Linked DNA regions of Mus musculus: region 2 is linked to region 1. Evidence: chromatin loops called from intact Hi-C (ENCODE). Cell type or tissue: left cerebral cortex. All regions are shown on one strand.

What was found. A loop is a pair of places that touch in the nucleus more often than their neighbours do. Peaks named below come from ENCODE experiments on the same cell type or tissue, not always from the same donor. Only the 100,000 strongest peaks of a DNase experiment are listed, where the experiment ranks them.
Region 2: it touches region 1 in a loop (5-fold over the local background); 28 of 42 quality-filtered maps call a loop at or near these places.

What each region holds. Positions count from the first base shown.
Region 1 is chr5:135,790,756-135,798,755 of GRCm38, reverse strand. No RefSeq gene overlaps it. Among named protein-coding and RNA genes, the nearest start is that of Mdh2, 16 kb to the right of the region's middle. In left cerebral cortex, a CTCF peak has its summit at 4,056 (motif pointing left); DNase peaks (open chromatin) are centred at 4,037 and 4,981; H3K4me3 peaks cover 293 bases; H3K27ac peaks cover 1,046 bases.
Region 2 is chr5:135,850,921-135,858,920 of GRCm38, reverse strand. It overlaps Srrm3 (serine/arginine repetitive matrix 3), which reads right to left. Exons shown (of 15, transcript NM_021403.3): 4 at 6,610-6,738; 5 at 6,450-6,530; 6 at 6,000-6,029; 7 at 4,491-4,553; 8 at 4,323-4,358; 9 at 3,002-3,052; 10 at 2,372-2,476; 11 at 1,706-1,883. Among named protein-coding and RNA genes, the nearest start is that of Gm22450, 21 kb to the left of the region's middle. In left cerebral cortex, a CTCF peak has its summit at 3,560 (motif pointing right); DNase peaks (open chromatin) are centred at 3,569, 4,998 and 7,812; H3K27ac peaks cover 261 bases.

The sequences.
Region 1 (8,000 bases):
TCCTCCTGCTTGGATGCTCTCACCTGACCTCTCCTGAGATGCTCTGTGATTCCCCTATGTTAGGTTCAGTTCCCAGCACCTACGATTGGTTGCTTACAACCACTTGACTCTAGCTCTTGCAATTCTCCTGGACTCCGAGGGCCGCAGGAATGCACATGGTACACATACATACATGCATATATGTACACATACATATAAAATAACAAAAAACATGTTCAAAAAAAAAAAAGAATTTATTCTGAAGCCAAATGTGAGCCAACATGGCCGAGTAGCCCAGATCCTGGTTCCAAGGTGGTAACAGACTGAGGGGAGATTTTAGGGATGGAATAAAGAAAGTTAGAAATCAAGACACTTCCCGTATACATTGGTGGAGACATCAGGTCACAGACAGGAAGGAAAACTGAGCTGTGGGCCTTAGATGCTGTCTGAGGAACTGTTAGCTTTGAGTTGGTGGAAGCTAAGGGTCTGCTTGTACATTCCAAAGCTCATTCTTCCTTCCTTCTTCCTTCCTTCCTTCCTTCCTTCCTTCCTTCCTTCCTTTCTTCCTTTCTTCCTTTCTTCCTTTCTTCCTTTCTTCCTTCCTTCCTCCCTCTCTCTCTCTCTCTTTCTTTCCTTCTTCCTCCCTCCCTTCCTTCTTCCTTCCTTCCTTTCTTTCTCTCTTTTAAAAAGATTGTACTTATTATCATACCTAAGTACACTGTAGCTGTCTTTAGACTTGCCAGAAGAGGGCATCAGATCTCATTATGGGTGGTTGTGAGCCACCATGTGGTTGCTGGGATTTGAACTCAGGACCTTCAGAAGACCAGTCAGTGCTCTTAACCACTGAGCCATCTCACCAGCCCCCCAAAGTACTTTCCTAATGGGCTAAAAGATATTAGGTCATGTACAGAGGTGGGTAACGAAAGGGGCCAAAGCAAGCCCAAGATGAGCTGCCTCTAGAATTGGGAACCTTCTAAATTCTCTACACCGTTCGGGTTCTGTTCAGTTGTGTCTTTCTGGGGACTCTCATTTACAAATGCTGTTGCCCAGGGGTCACTTTGGGAAAGAAATATCATTAATTATACGATGTTGGCCTTGGGGTATATTAATTCCTTTCCTTATCACCACGACAAGAGCAGCTTAGGGGAGGAAGGGACGGCTGTGTCCCACAGTGTGAGCTTATCTGTCAGGGAAGGTGCAGCAGCAGCAGCAGGAGCATGAGGCAACTCCTCCCGAGGCATCCATAGTCAGGAAGCAGCGAGAGAGGGATGCTGGGGCTCTGCTTGCTTTCTTCCTTGCATCCCTTCCAGGACCTCAGACCGAGGGACGCTGCTGCCCACATTCAGGGTGGGTTTCCTCTCCTCAGTTAGACCTGTCTAGAAATGCCCTCATGGACACAGCCAGCAACCAAATTCCACCAAGTTGCCAATGGAAACTCACCATCATAGGCGATGGGAAAAACCACTTCCAAATCCCAGCACTTGGGATACAGAGGCAGGCTGATTTCTGAGTTCGAGGCCAGCCTGGTCTACAGAGTGAGTTCCAGGACAGCCAGGTCTATACAGAGAAACCCTGTCTCGAAAAACAAAACAACAACAACAAAAACCCACTTCAACAAAAATCCCACTTCCAAGTCCTGGATTTGAGCCCCCTTCAGGAATGGAAGTGTAGCTCAGTGAGGTGAACAGCTGTGTGGGTGCCCTGGAATGGGATATATAAGTTGCTCTCTGGATCCCCAAACTTGAGCTTGTATTTAGGAGGAGTGCCAGTCTATGGTGCTATTAAAATATTTAACTAGGGCTGGAGAGATGGCTCAGCAGTTAAGAGCACTGGATGCTCTTACTGAGGACGGAGGTTCGGTTCCCAGCACCAGTATGGCAGCTCACAACCATCTGTTACTTCAGTCCCAGGGGAATTAGTGCTCTCCTCTGACTGTGTGGGCATTGCACACTTATGGTGCACACACAGGCAAAGCACTCATACACATAAAATAAAAAAACAAAATCCTTTGAAGGATTCAGTATAGCTGGGTATGATGCTACACCTCAGCACCCAGCAGACTGAGCTAGAAGGATCATGGTTTCCAGGGTAGCCTGAGCTACATAGGGAGATCTTGCCTCAAAAATAAAACCAAGGAAGGAAGGAAGGCTGGGAGGTGGCTTAATGGTTAAGGACACTCTCACTGCTCTTGCAGAGGACTCGAGATCAGAGCCTTAGCACTCATGTCAGGATGCTCACAACCACCTGTAACTCTAGCTCCAGGGATCTGACCCCTTCTCCTGGACTTCACATATACCTGCACACACATGCAATTCCCCTCTCTACCCCCGCAACATATAATTAAAAATAAAATCTGGTTTTAGATGGTGTACTGGCTGGTTTAGTGTCAACTTGACACAAGCTGGAGTTATCACAGAGAAAGGATCCTCCCTTGAGGAAATGCCTCCATGAGACCCAGCTATAACACATTTTCTCAATTAGTGAGTGATCAAGTGGGGAGGGCCCAGCCCTATGTGGGTGGTGCCATCCCTAGGCTGGTAGTCCTGGGTTCTATAAGAAGGCAAGCTGAGCTAGCCAGGGGAAGCAAGCCAGCAAGCAGCACCCCTCCACGGCTTCTGTATCCACCCCTGCCTCCAAGGTTCCACCTGTGTGAGTTCCTATCCTGACTTCCTTTGGTGATGAACAGCAATGTGGAAGTGTAAGCTGAATAAACCCTTTCCTCCCCAACCTGCTTCTTGGTCATGATGTTTGTGCAGTATTAGAAACCCTGACTAGGACAGATGGGTACCGGATACTGGAAGCACTTGGGTACTGATCAGTGGACTTAGGGGTCCTCTTGGCGTGTTCAGCAGTTACCCATTTACTAAAGGGAATTTTGGGATGATCTACAGGCGATGGCCTCAGACAGAGCAACAACAGGTGACTTAAGTGGGCTACGGAAATGTCTCTTCCTCCCCAGTAGGTCAGCTATCCTGGGGTGACTATTTTCAAGAGGTTCTCCACTTCTGGCATCTGCTTCTGTCTGCCCTGCAGTGACCCCAGTTAGATGGCATAACAGAATGAAGAGGGTCAAGAGAGAATGTGATCTAGTCAACTGGCTAGGATCCCCTTGTGTTAGAGAAAAGGAGACAACAGTTCTCTCTCTCTCTCTCTCTCTCTCTCTCTCTCTCTCTCTCTCTCTCTCTCTCGGTCAGATTTGTCATTTTTATGTATATGTCTACCTGCACAGTCTTTTGTTTTGGTTTTTAAAATATTTATTTATTTGCTTTATGTACGAGTTCTCAGCTTTCAGACACACCAGAGGAGGGCATCGGATTCCATTACAGACGGTTGTGAGCCACCGTGTGGTTGCTGGGATTTGAACTCAGGACCTCTGGAAGAGCAACCAGTCATCTTAACCACTGAGCCATCTCTGAGTCCCCTACCTGTGCAGATTTATGTGCAGCACCTGAGTGCAGGAGTCCCCAGAGCCTGGAAGAGGCCGTTGGATCCTCTGGAACAGTCCACACCTGAGTGCTAGAAACTGGACTCAGGTCCTCCGGAAGAGCAATAAGCCTCTTACTGGGAGCTAACAATAGCCTTTTAAAGTAGGTTCAGGCGATCTATCCTGAGCCCAGAATACAGGCCCCAGGCCAGGTCTCTGGCCTCAGATGTCTGCAGAAACTGCAGGGCAGACCTGGGCCTGTCCCCACTCCTGTCCCCTAGGTAGCTTTCTTCTACACTGGGTTTGAATATCAGCCTCCTTTCTCCTTGGATATCAGCATTGTCCTTGTCCAGTGTCCAGAGCGTTGGAGGCAGGAAAAGCCCATAGACAGTCTGGCCACTCCCTCAAACCTACAGAGACTCAGAGCTTTGCTTTCCGACCTAGGGGCGTCTTTCCTTGGCCCTCCCTTTATTGTTTGCTCTTACTCTGGCGGCTGGCGACTGTCCCCTCCCTTCTGCCTGGATGAGACAAGACCAGACAGCACGGCTAGCCTGATTTGGCTCTGGAATGCTAATCTCACTCCCGAGTGACCTAGTCTGCCTGGAAACTATGCACAGCATCGGCCTCTCGCCCCCTCTTCTGGCCACAGAGGGAACTGCAGAGTCTGGGCCCGGAAGCCTGGACACCACAGCGAACTCACGAAAACTCACTAAATTGCTCTCCTTTTCATTTTCCAATGCGACCGTGGTTCCTTCCCCTGACCCCAGCAATCTTCTACAATCCATTTGTTCTCATTCGGGTCCCCCACTGCCTCGAAGCTGCTAAGGACTGCCTCTCATAATGGCTTGCATAATGAGCACATTAACACTCCAATCACCACCCTCGCCTTGCTTTGCTAGTCAGGAAACAGGAGGTGGTCAGGGAGGGAGTTAACTGGATGGACATTCTACAAGAACAGTACTAGCTTTTAGCTGCTAAGTCATCCCTCCAGCTCTTCCTGGTCTTCCACTGACCCCAGAGCTCCCTGATTGGCTAGCCTGGCTGGCCAGCAAGTGCCAGGAATCCTCCTGTCTCCGTTCTACCTCCAATTTCCTCAGTGCTGTGGTTACATGTGCATAATGCCACACCTGGCTTTTTCTGTGTGCTCTTCGTCTGTGTTTAAGTACTAGGTATTTCCCCCACTGAGCATCTCCCCAGTGGCGCTGAGAGGGAGTGGAAATGGGGCTGAGAAGTGAGTTGGCCCTTCCCAAGCTGCTTACAGCCACCCCGTTGACTCTCAGGCTCTCTGTTGTGTTCTTGCATCGTGGAGTGCCGGCCTTTGGCTAGGAGTCTCTTGGCACTTTCCCGGAATGTAGTCTAGAGCCCACTTCGCATGCAAAGAGGATCTTTCTCATTGGACTGAAGCAGCTTCAGTCTGTGGCCTAACACCAAATTGTGAAGTTATTTAAAACATCGAGTCATCTCCCTCTTTTGTTAGATTTATATTTGTGTGCACGTGTGTTCAGGTGTGTTTGTCTGTGTGTGCACTTGTGTGTGGAGGTCAGAGGTCAACTTCAGGTGTTCCTCAGAACATCCAGTCTGTCCATCTTGGTTTTGAGACAGTCTGTCTCATGGGCCTGCCACTCAGTGATGTGACCAGGTTGCCTGGCCAGTGAGTCCTGGGGGTTCAAACTCACGGCCTTGTGCTTATGAAGAACATGTCCTCTACCAGGGAACTGTCGACCTTATGCAATGTTTTCCTTACTAGATTGTGGGACTTTTGATGAGGAACCTTGTAGCTGGCAAGGCCTTAATCTCAGGCTCAGAAGTTTGGACACACTTGCTCCTTCGCTGCCTGAAATGCTAGCCCAGCACTCTCCTGTGTGAGCAGGCTGCCAAGGAAGACTGGAGATCCCTGCTCTGCCTAGACATCTGGGGGTGTCTTTTCTGGAGCCTTGGGGTCCCAGCCCTTCACCTTCATTTCTCCTGCTAGTTCTGAGACCAGAGCTGTCAGGCGAGACCTGACAGGCAGGAGCCAACACCAATGTGGCAGTGGGACCTGAGATCCCAGCGCTCAGAAGGATTTTTCACCTTAAGCGGGATTTTGTATTACCTTAAACATAGTGAGACTGTCAAAAAAGCATGTAGCCAGAGGACATAAAGGTCATTGCTTTCCTACTTTCACTCTTGCCATGGAGTTTTTGCTGGGTGGTATGTGTTTATGTGGTGATGCTTCGTGGCTGGTTTCTTTTCTCTTCCTCTTTAGGTTGAGACAATGTTTCTATATGTAGCCCTGGTTGTCCTGGAACTATGTAGACCAGGCTGGCCTCCAGCTCAGAGATCTGCCTGCCTCTGACTCCTGGTGCTGGAATTAAACACCTCGCTTTGCTACAATTTGTTTCTAATACCAATTTTTTTAAAGGAAGATTATTTTATGTATGTGAGTACACCTTAGCTATACAGATGTTTGTGAGCCTTCATGTGGTTTTTAGGGATTGAATTTTTAGGACCTCAGCTCACTCTGGTCAATACCGCTCGTTCAGTCCCTGCTTGCTCCAGCCCAAGCTTCATTTATTATTATACATAAGTACACTGTAGCTGTCTTCAGACACACCAGAAGAGTGTGTCAGATCTCATTACGGGTGGTTGTGAGCCACCATGTGGTTGCTGGGATTTGAACTCAGGACCTTCGGAAGAGCAGTCATCTTACCAGCCCCCTCTAATACCAATTCTAACTGTGCATAAGTTCACTAAGTTATATGGACTTTGGGTCTACATTTTTGGGTGTGTGATACTTTTATTTACTTAAAGGATTTTTTAATAATAAAGTCTATACAAAAAAAAAAAAAAAAAGGACTAACCAGGATTGGGCAGATGGTCCAGTCAAGTAGAGCGCTGACTAGTCATGCAAGAATGAGAACCTGCGTTTGCTCTCCAGCATCAGTTGTTCCCCCTCTCCCCACTTCCCTCTCGCACCAGGCCTTTAATTTTCTCATTACACATGGTTGTGAGCCACCATGTGGTTGCTGGGATTTGAACTCATGACCTACGTAAGAGCAGTCAGTGCTCTTAACCCCTGAGTCATCTCAACAGCCCAACAGCCCTCCAGTACCAATCTTAAAAAAAAGAAAGAAATAGGGCCTGGAGCTATCCCAGCCTATGCCAGCACCCATGGGGCAGCCCTGAAATATGAGCAGTGACCATCCACAACCAAGAGATCACTAGACCTTAGCTCCAGCCTGTCAGGTGAAAGGAAGGTTGCAGAATTGAGGCACAAAGGAGGTGGTTCTGTTTCTCCCCTCCTGGAGCAGACTGCACTATGTAAGCCAGGCTGACCATGAACTTGCTCCTCAGACCTTTTATTTTTGGTGGCACTAGGAATTGATCCAGTCTGTTCTCTGCTGCTGTGACAAGCACCATGGCCAAAAACACTTCAGGGAAGAAGGGCTTATGTGGCTTAAACTTCCAGGTCTCAGGCTATCATTTGAGGGAGCTCAAGGCAGGAACCTGATAGCAGGCCTGCTTGCCATTCCACATATTACCTCAGACCAAGGAACTCACTTCACTGCCAAACAAGGGCAGAAAGCTTACACTCAGCCAAATTTCTAAAAGATTATTTTGTTCTGTTGAGACAGGGTCTCACTCTGTAGTGGAACTATGAAGACCACGTTAGCCTGGAGCTCATAGAGATCTGTCTGCCACACCTCCTGAGTGCTGGGACTAAAGGTGTGCCACCATACCCAACTACTATCTTCAGTGTTTGTGTGGCTATTTGTACCTGCACCTTTGCTCACAGAAGCCAGAGGCATTGTAGGTCCCCCTGGAGTTGGAGTTACAGGCAGCTGTCAACTGTCTGGTATGAGTGCTGGTGACTAAACTAGGTTCTAGAATAGTATAGGCCTTTAACCAGCTCCCTCTAGCCCCAGTGAGCTTTCCTTCATTGTAGGACCACCTGTCCAGGGAATGCTGCTGCCCACAGTGGGCAGGGCCTCCCAACAAAATTAACAATTAAGGCAATGCCATATAGACTTGCCTGCAGGCACATTTAATCTGGGTAACTTAGAGGGAGGTGTTGATATCCAAATTGGTTCTTGATTGTAACAATAAAGGAGGCAGAAGTCAATTGCTGGGTGAAGGGAAAAAGGTGGGACTTTTGGGTCCCAGGAGGAGGAGAAGGGACAGGGAGGATGAAACAACCATGTAAGATCTTGGGGGGCTGGAAATGGCAGTCTCTGCCCTGGCGGTTGGCTAGAATAGGTTAGCTGACAAGAATCAACTATCTAGCTAGTTTTAAAATATTTACTGTCTAGTGTTTTCCATCTGCAGAGCATAGTGGGCAGGAGGAGAAGGGACAGCAGGGAGAACAGCAGCCCAGGGTCAAATGAGCTAGTGCTTTTTAAAATTACACAAAACAGGGCAATCCCTCAATTGGAAAACTCCCCTTTCATGTGACTCTAGGCTGTGTCAAATTGATGGTTAAAAGCATGACAGATCTTAAGAGACATGCTAGGAAGCACTCTATTCCAGCCATGCCACTAATCATAGGTTACTGCTCTATAGCTGGGCTCTACCCTGCTGCTCTAATGTTCTGAGACAGTCTCCCTCCCTCAGCGGCCTG
Region 2 (8,000 bases), 60 kb before region 1:
TGAACAATGTTCTTGGAAAACTCCTGTGGCCATGTGAAACTGTGTTTTGGGCAGAAGATACAAAGTACTGCCTAGACCAAATGCTGACTCAAGCCATTTGACAAAAGCCTTCTAGGTACTGTTGTCATTTTGTCAGACCTGCAGGAGTCTGGTTACTGTAGCCATTTTGTTTACACATGTACAGGACCCTTGCAAGGGGTCACAGGCAGGGAAGTTGCTCAGAGTTCCAAGACCCCACAAAAGGGGTCAGAAATAGGATGAGACTTGGTTTGAAGCCAAACCAAACCAAAACTGTGTTTTGGGCTATCTCAGGAGGCCATACATGGGAGACTGTGCTCGGTCTTTTGTGCTTTGGAAGTTTGGGGGTGGCCATGCTACTTTGCAGGTTACCTCATCAGTTCCAGCCCCTGCTGGGCTGCTTTAAGATACCCCTTTGTTCCCTCTCCCATACCCAAGACAGATCCAAGAGACATCGCTGTCTTCACAACTGCTGGCCTAACCACAGCCTCAGGAGCTAGGCCAAGAACCTGGCATCCTTTCCAGGTAGGACAGCCTAGAGGCAGGTTCATCTGTAGACATCCTGAGAACAAAAGCTTTGTGCCTGTTTCCTTTCCACCTTCCTCTCCGACACCACAGGAGGAAGAGTATTTCAGAAAAGGGAGGGAGTGAAAGAAAACAACCAAAACCAAAAAATCAAAATGAAACTGACATGTAGAGGTTTGTGTTGGCTGCAGAGACCTGAAGTGTGGGGAGGACAGCTTGGAGCGTGGCTGAGACATCGTGGGTAATGCATGGCTGCTGTGGAAGGGACCCTGCTATCCTATCCCAAGTTCCTGAGCACACCCAGAGGCCCTGTCAGCATTGCAGCACCTTCTCCCTGCGAGGCCTCAGCCTCATGCTCTGATGGACAGACAGATGAGGTCTATAGACCCTGTGGGGAGAAAAAGGTCTAGTGTTTTTTGTTTGGGCTCCTACGGTCATGTGATCACATCACATGCTTGCAGATCTAGAGGTGATTGTGTCCCTCCCGACGATGGGTGGGCACAGTTTGTGGAGCAGATAGTAATGGTAGGGGTGTTATAGTTGTCTCTGTACTATCAGCCTGGGAGGAGAGGCTCACAGGTTGAAGACACTGGTTCAAGGTGGGCAATGCTGGGGCCAAGTACTAAAGAAGCTCATTGCAGGGTCCCGAGAGAAGTGAAGGGTTAATGGAAGGGGCTAAGAAGAGGGAAGAACTCAGTGAAGGGGTAAGGGCTTGGGTGTCACATGACACCCGCTGCAGTTTGAGTCATTTCTCTCTAGTTCCTGAATGATGTGTTTATAGTCTGCGCCTGCTCCCTGAAGGCAAGAAACCTCTGTTCATTCCCCAGCAGCGTATCCCGACTACCTCTATGGTCAAGCCTTCTCTGACCTTCACTTTGCCAAGTCGAAAGTAGCCCAGGCCTACAGGTGCCCACGCACCCCCAAATCCTCACCAGACCACCAGGCCCAGGTGAGAACAACAGCCAACCGACATCCAACTGAGCAAGGCACCCGACTCTCCTTGTAGAGCACAGGTCAGAGGGATGGGAACAGGGAGAGCATCTGTCGGGTCACCTGGAGACCCATCACGGCCCCGCCCCTTCTGCTACCCTGCCCCAGCCCGCACGGCGCAGTCAGCAGGCAAACAGCATGACAAACCCTCCACAAAGCCAAGCTTACGTACATCGGGCGGGCTGTGCGCCGAGCCGGGGCGACCCCCGTGCGCTCCGCTTCGCTGCCTGCTGCCTCCGTTCTGCTGGGGCGACCCCCATCCGCTGCCGCCCGATGGGGATGGCGACCGGCTCCCGCTGGATCGCTGGCTGCCTGTCTTCCGCCCGTCATCTCGATGCTTGGGGCTCAGTCTGGGGGAGCAGAGGGATCGGGGGAGCCGGCGTGGGACGCCCCCTCTGCAACTGACCTGGTTTCCAGCTGCACTACCTTGAGTTCCTATTTAAGTTCTTCCTCCAGATGGACACCAATTTGCTCTGTCTGATGAACTTTGGTTCTGAGGACTGCTCCCGCATCCCAACCCATAGGGACACAACAATTCCCTCCATCCCACGACGATGTCTGTCTGTCTATCTATCTATCTATCTATCTATCTATCTATCTGTAATTTTTTGAAGATGATCGCATGTAATCCAGGCTGACCTTCAAACTCCACATCTAGTCTCGAATGACCTTGAACTTCTGATCCTCCTACCTCCATTTCTGAAGTGCTGGCATTGCAGGCATGCACTACCACGGTTGTTCTGGGGGTCAAACCCAGAGCTTCGTGCACACCAGGCAAGCACTGTAGCAGCCTGCCCCGATGCATCCCCTTTGAGCGCAGCCCCAGGGTTCAGCCTACCTGCTGGGTGATCCAGAATCACTGTAGTGTGAGGACATTGAGGGGCTGTGGGAGCTGGCGCTGCTGTGGTGGTGGAACCTTCGGCCTGGAGACTCAGTGTGAGGCCTGGGGTGGGCAAGAGGAGTCGGCCTGATGGAAGTGCTATTTGCCTTGACCGTGGTGTAGCCTGGCCTGACCACAGGGACTTGGGGTAGGTAACTCAGAAAGGTCACTGGGGGATCAGCCCCACCCCCAGCACGGCCTGAATGGGTCTGGGTATAAGGTCTCCAAATCATTCCTGAGAGTTAGGGAAAAGCACTTCTCCTGGGACAGCCCCAACTTCCAAAGACCATCTCATCTCTCACCTGGTCTTGGAATGAAGGTGTGTGGCTGAAAGGATCAAGGGACAGAAAGAATACATGGGTGGCAAGGGACCTAGGCTCCAACAATCTTAAGTGGCCACTGGCTCACAGGGCTTCCTCTGTGCAAGTTAAGTGAATCTTAACTTTTCCGTCTGGCACAACTAGAGAGCTACCCTTTGAGTAGTACCCTTTGCCCTTGGAGGTACGATTCGAGGTGCGTTTAAGAGGTTGGTTTGGGGTGCTAAAAGGCCAGGTTTTCTGGGGATGGGGGAGCAGAGGGTGTGTTTACCTCTTTCGCTCTTTGTTTTTTTCTTTTCGTTTGCTCTTGAGGCTTCTCGATCTGCAGGGAGCAAAGACTGAGTCTGAGAAGAGCGGGCCAGAGAGTGACTGTGTAGAGCGCGCACTGGAGCCCAGCTGAACTCAGGTACAGAAGCTTGGAAGTTCCAGTTGCTCTTCTCTTAGGTCGGAACTTTCCTGGCTGACAGGGATCTGCCCATAGGGTACAGCCAGGCTTCATGAAAAGGGGTGTGTATGCATGTGGTGCTGGCGGGCACACTTAAGCGGGAGCACTACCACAGAGCCATGCTCTGTCTGTCACATTCTGCTTTCTGTTTCCCGTTTAATCTCATTCCATCTCCCGTCCCCTCTCTGATGCCACCAAATCCTTTTAAATCCCAAACACATATAACAAGCACAGAAATGTACTTCTTACAAGAGAGAAAGGAATAGGAAAGGACCTGGGAGTGGGAAGTCTTCTGCTTGCTTTGAGCCTCAGAATCTCCCGGGTGTGGATGTAGCAGTACTAGCTCACTTACAGGTCCAGTCCTAGTCAGAGGGGCTGAACATAGCATGTGGCCACTAGGGGGCAGCAGAGGCCCATGCTACCCATCCACTCTGGGAGGGAGGGGATGGGCAGAAACGGGGTGGGGGAGGTTCTGGGGGTGGCGATTGGGAAAATAAAAAGGGTAGGGTGGGGGGAACTGTATAGGCTTTTCTACCAACACGTACAAATGGCCTTTTGTAAATCCCACCAATGGAAGGGCCAGGAGACTACACCTGCTCAGGGTTGTGGAGAGGGAGTCTGGCTTCCAGAGTAAGGGTGCAATTGGCCTATACCTTTTGATCCCTGATACTGAGCTTTCTACTAGCTTATGCCTGGGTCCCCCATCCCTACCCACCCCCACCCCCGCCTTCCCTCGGTCATCCCTAAAGCTCAGGCTTGTAGAGAGCTAGCAACCGATATGCCAAAACTCCAGCTGTGGTCAGAGCCTCAGCACCCCATCTTCTATCTCTGAGCCAACCCAGTTCACAGAGATGCTCTGGCCTGGCATGCCCCCCGCCCCGTTCCATGCAATTTGGGTTCCTGATGCTTCTGCTTTTAAGAGGGTACCTCCTGACACACCCACTGGACACAGGAGTTGCAATTCTTCCTGGACTTTCTTGGGGCTGAATTGGGGCGGGCAAAGGCTAAAAGCAGTTCTTGGGCCTACCTGACCTTTCAGCCTCACTTGCATCAGTGAAAGAGGGGCCCCTCTCACTACTGTGGCTTTGGTCCCTGAAGGAGACCGGCTGCCTCTGTCTGCCTGCCTGTTCAGGAAAGCACAGCTCACCTGTATCGTCTCTTCCTCCGGGACCCAGAATCAGACCTGTAGGGTGATAAGTCCTCCTGAGTCTATAGGAATGGCTGCTGAGGACCCCAGCCCAGGGAATGGCCAGCCCAGGTCCTGAGCCCAGGGAACGAGGTGGGCAGCTGGGGGTGGGGATTGGGGGCAAAGTACCGATCTCGACGGTGTTTCTTCACATTCTTCTTCTTCTTGCGCAGGGGGGAAGCACTCCCACAGCTGTGGAGACGGGTGGGCACCAGTGAGCTTGGGGTGGAGGGGAGAGGATGTGTGTGGCTGATGGGGTTCCCGGTCTGGAAGCTGGGAAGGGGCCCCAAGCTGTGAATCCCAGAGCCCCTTGGATAGAATGACCTGGAGCTTATGGGTCAGACTGGCAAGACCCCTAAAGTTGCTGCTACTGCCTGCCTCTTTTGCCTTCGTGTGTGTGTGCACACAGATACATGTAGAGCCCAGAGGTCAGCCTCGGACATCACTTATGAGCCCCCCCCCAATATATTTATGTATTGTGTGTGTTTATGTGCACGTGGCAGGGGACATACACGAAGAGCAGAGAAAACAAAACAGCCTTTGCAAAGTTCTCTTCTGCCACTGTGGAGGCCACGGGACTGATGGTTGCTGAGTCTTCTCGCCAGCCTTGTGTTTTCTGAGTCATGGTCTTTCACTGGCTCTGGGACTTGCCAACTTAGCTTGGCTCGCCGGCTCCTGAGCCCTGGGAATCCATCTATCTCTGCCTCCTCAGTGCTGGGATTAGAAACCTCTGTGTGTGTGTGTGTGTGTTGTGTATTGTGTATGTGTTGATGTGTGTGTGAGTCTGGTATGTGTGATGTATATGTGTGTGTTGTGTGTGTGTGTGTGAGTCTGGTATGTGTGTGTCTAGTGTGTGTGTGTGTCTGGTGTGTGTGTGCCTGGTGTGTGTGATGATGATGATGATGTGTGTGTGTGTGCCTGGTGTGAGTGTCTGGTGTGTGTGTGTCTGGTCTGTGTGTGCCTGGTGTGTGTGATGATGATGATGTGTATGTGTGTGTGCCTGGTGTGAGTGTCTGGTGTGTGTGTGTGTCCCTGGTGTGTGTGTGTCTGGTGTGTGTGTGTGTGATGTGCCTGGTGTGTGTGTGTGAGATGTGTGTGTCCCTGGTGTGTGTGTGTGATGTGCCTGGTGTGTGTGTGTGTGTGTGTGTGTGTGTGTGTGTGTGTGTGATTCTAGGAGTCCCACTCGGATGTTCATGCTTTCAATGCAGACACTCTCCTGTCTGAGCTATCTCCTCAGAACCTTTGTGTTGTTTGCTTAGTTATTTTTGTTTGTTTTGGAGATCGGTCTTGCTGTGTAGCCCAGGCTAGCCTTGCGCTCATGCTCTTCCTACCTTGGCCTCCTGAGTGGTGGGATCACAAGAGTGTGCACCCTGTCATGAGGGGAAGGGGAAACACTTTTGTTGGGGGAGGGAGTCTGGTTTTCTTACAATGCTGAAATTAAAACCCAGTGCCTTGCACTAGGCAAACTCCCTGGCTCTGAGCTATCCCCAGTCCTGGGATCTCTGTCTGGGCTGGGTGTGAGAGTCCAGTGTCCAGCCATGAAGGGTCAGACCTCCTGTCTCTGGAAGGTGGCCTTGGGTTCTTCCCACCCACAGGTGTCGCTCCCCCCACCCCCTTCCTGTCCCCTTCATCACTGACCTGCATTCTGACTCTAGTCTCCTCTTTTTGCTGAGGGTGGATGCCAGAGAGAAAGGACAGACAGATGTTTCCAGTTAGCTAGTGGCCCCAGTTTGTACCTCAGGATGCGATGGGGGCAGAGGGGACATAGAGATGGGGGAGTTGTAGTTGAGGTCCAGTAATGACCCCCTTCCCAGGGACACACACACTTGGTTGGGATGGTGTTTAAGTGAGTCCTGGGAGGATGGTACAACCCAGTGGGGATGGGACTTAAAGTGGGGCGGAGCCTAGGGAATGGGCGGGGCCAAGGGGAGGGGCTAAGCTGCAGTGTAAGCATTCAAGAAAGGGAGAGGGGCAGGTTTAAGTTTGCAGATTCCAAGTGTAGCATCCGTGTCCCGTGTCCCGTGTGGGTCCAAGATGGGAACCTCAAGGCCCTCCCCACCTCGCTCTAGGGCCATGCGCCACTCTCACCGGCTCCTCCGATGACTGCCTTTCTTTTTCTTCTTCTTCTTGGGAGGGGGCGATGCAGAGCTGCTGGACCAGTGCTTGGTCCTGAGCGAGAAGGGGCGGCAGCGGGAGGTGAGGGGGGCGGCCCCGTATTGCCCTCCCCTCCGCCGCGGCGGCCGCTCACCTGTACCCCCGGTGCCCGCGGTAGCAGGAGACCGGGCAGTCGCAATCCACCGGGCCGTCGTCCTCATCGAAGGGTGGGTACTCCAGGCCCGGCTCCAAGCCCTCCATTCGTCGCGGGGTCTCTGCCACGCTAAGGAGAGACAGAGACACTGCCCGTCCGCCTCTAAGAGTGGCCTTCTCGCTGCTGCAGCCTGGCCTGATGCCCTCTGGGCTATTTGTGGCTGGGAAGAGGGGACTATGCTTGTAGACCAGGGGGCTTGCCGTCCCCAGGCCTGGGGGATCTGATGAAGATCTGAGTAACCCAAACTCAGGGACAGTGGTTTGCAAAAGAGAAATGCCAAGTCAGGTGGAGCAGGTCTGTTAGCTCAACTACTGGGAATGCTGAGGCAGGAGGTTTTCAAGTTCAAGGTCTGTCTGATCAACCTAAATAAGAATGAATGGATGGATGGATGGATGGAGGTCTGGGGATGTAGGTTCGATGTAGAGCACTTGTGTAGAATTACCCAGGGAAGGACTTGGGGTCCCCAGCTCAGCTGTATAGCACCCACCAATAGGAAAACCCTGGGTTCCACTCCCAGTAGCGCGCGCGCGCGCGCGCGCGCGCACACACACACACACACACACACACACACACACACACGAATGCAGAGTCGGCAAAGGGCTCACCTAGCCTATCTGCAACACCTAAGCTGGGTGTGGTAGGGTACACCTCAGGAGTTCAGGGCCACCCTTTGATACTTAGGGAGGTTGAGGCCAGCTGGGTTACCTGAGAATCTGCCTCAAACATCAATAAAACAATTAGGTCCATCCTAAGGATTAAGCTCTTCCTTACCCTTGGACAAGTCTTCTCTCAGCGACTGTTAGCCTGTCGTCTTATCCTGGTGTCCCTTCTGGCCTCCCTTTTCCTATTCTTTCAAAGGACCCCTCCCCCACCGCCGACATCTGCCTTTCCAGATCCCTGGGCACCCCCCCACCTCCCGCCAGCCTTTGTGCCTCCCCTCCCTCCTCTTTTCCTTCAGCCCTGGCCTCAGCCTCTGAAATATTCATAGCCTCTCCTCACCCTCCCTCCCCTCCGCAGCCTCCAGAGGCCTTCTGCACTTCCAAGCTCCAGCTGCCGGCTGTCTTCATCAATCACGGCCAGCGCTGGAGGGTGTGTGCACTCACGGCTCAGCTCTCTGCCATCCCCAGCTCTCTACCACTCCCCACCCGTCTCCGTCTCCGAATCTCAGAACTCCACTCCACCCAGCAGGAGCCAGCCGTCTGCCGGCCGGCCTCCCCACCCGCAGGCATCCTCTGCTGCAGATGCCTGGTTTGCAATGTGCTATCTGGGCATTCCACTCCTCTCAGGGACTCACAGGAGTCTTTATCATGATGGCTCTGTCCCTAAGCCAC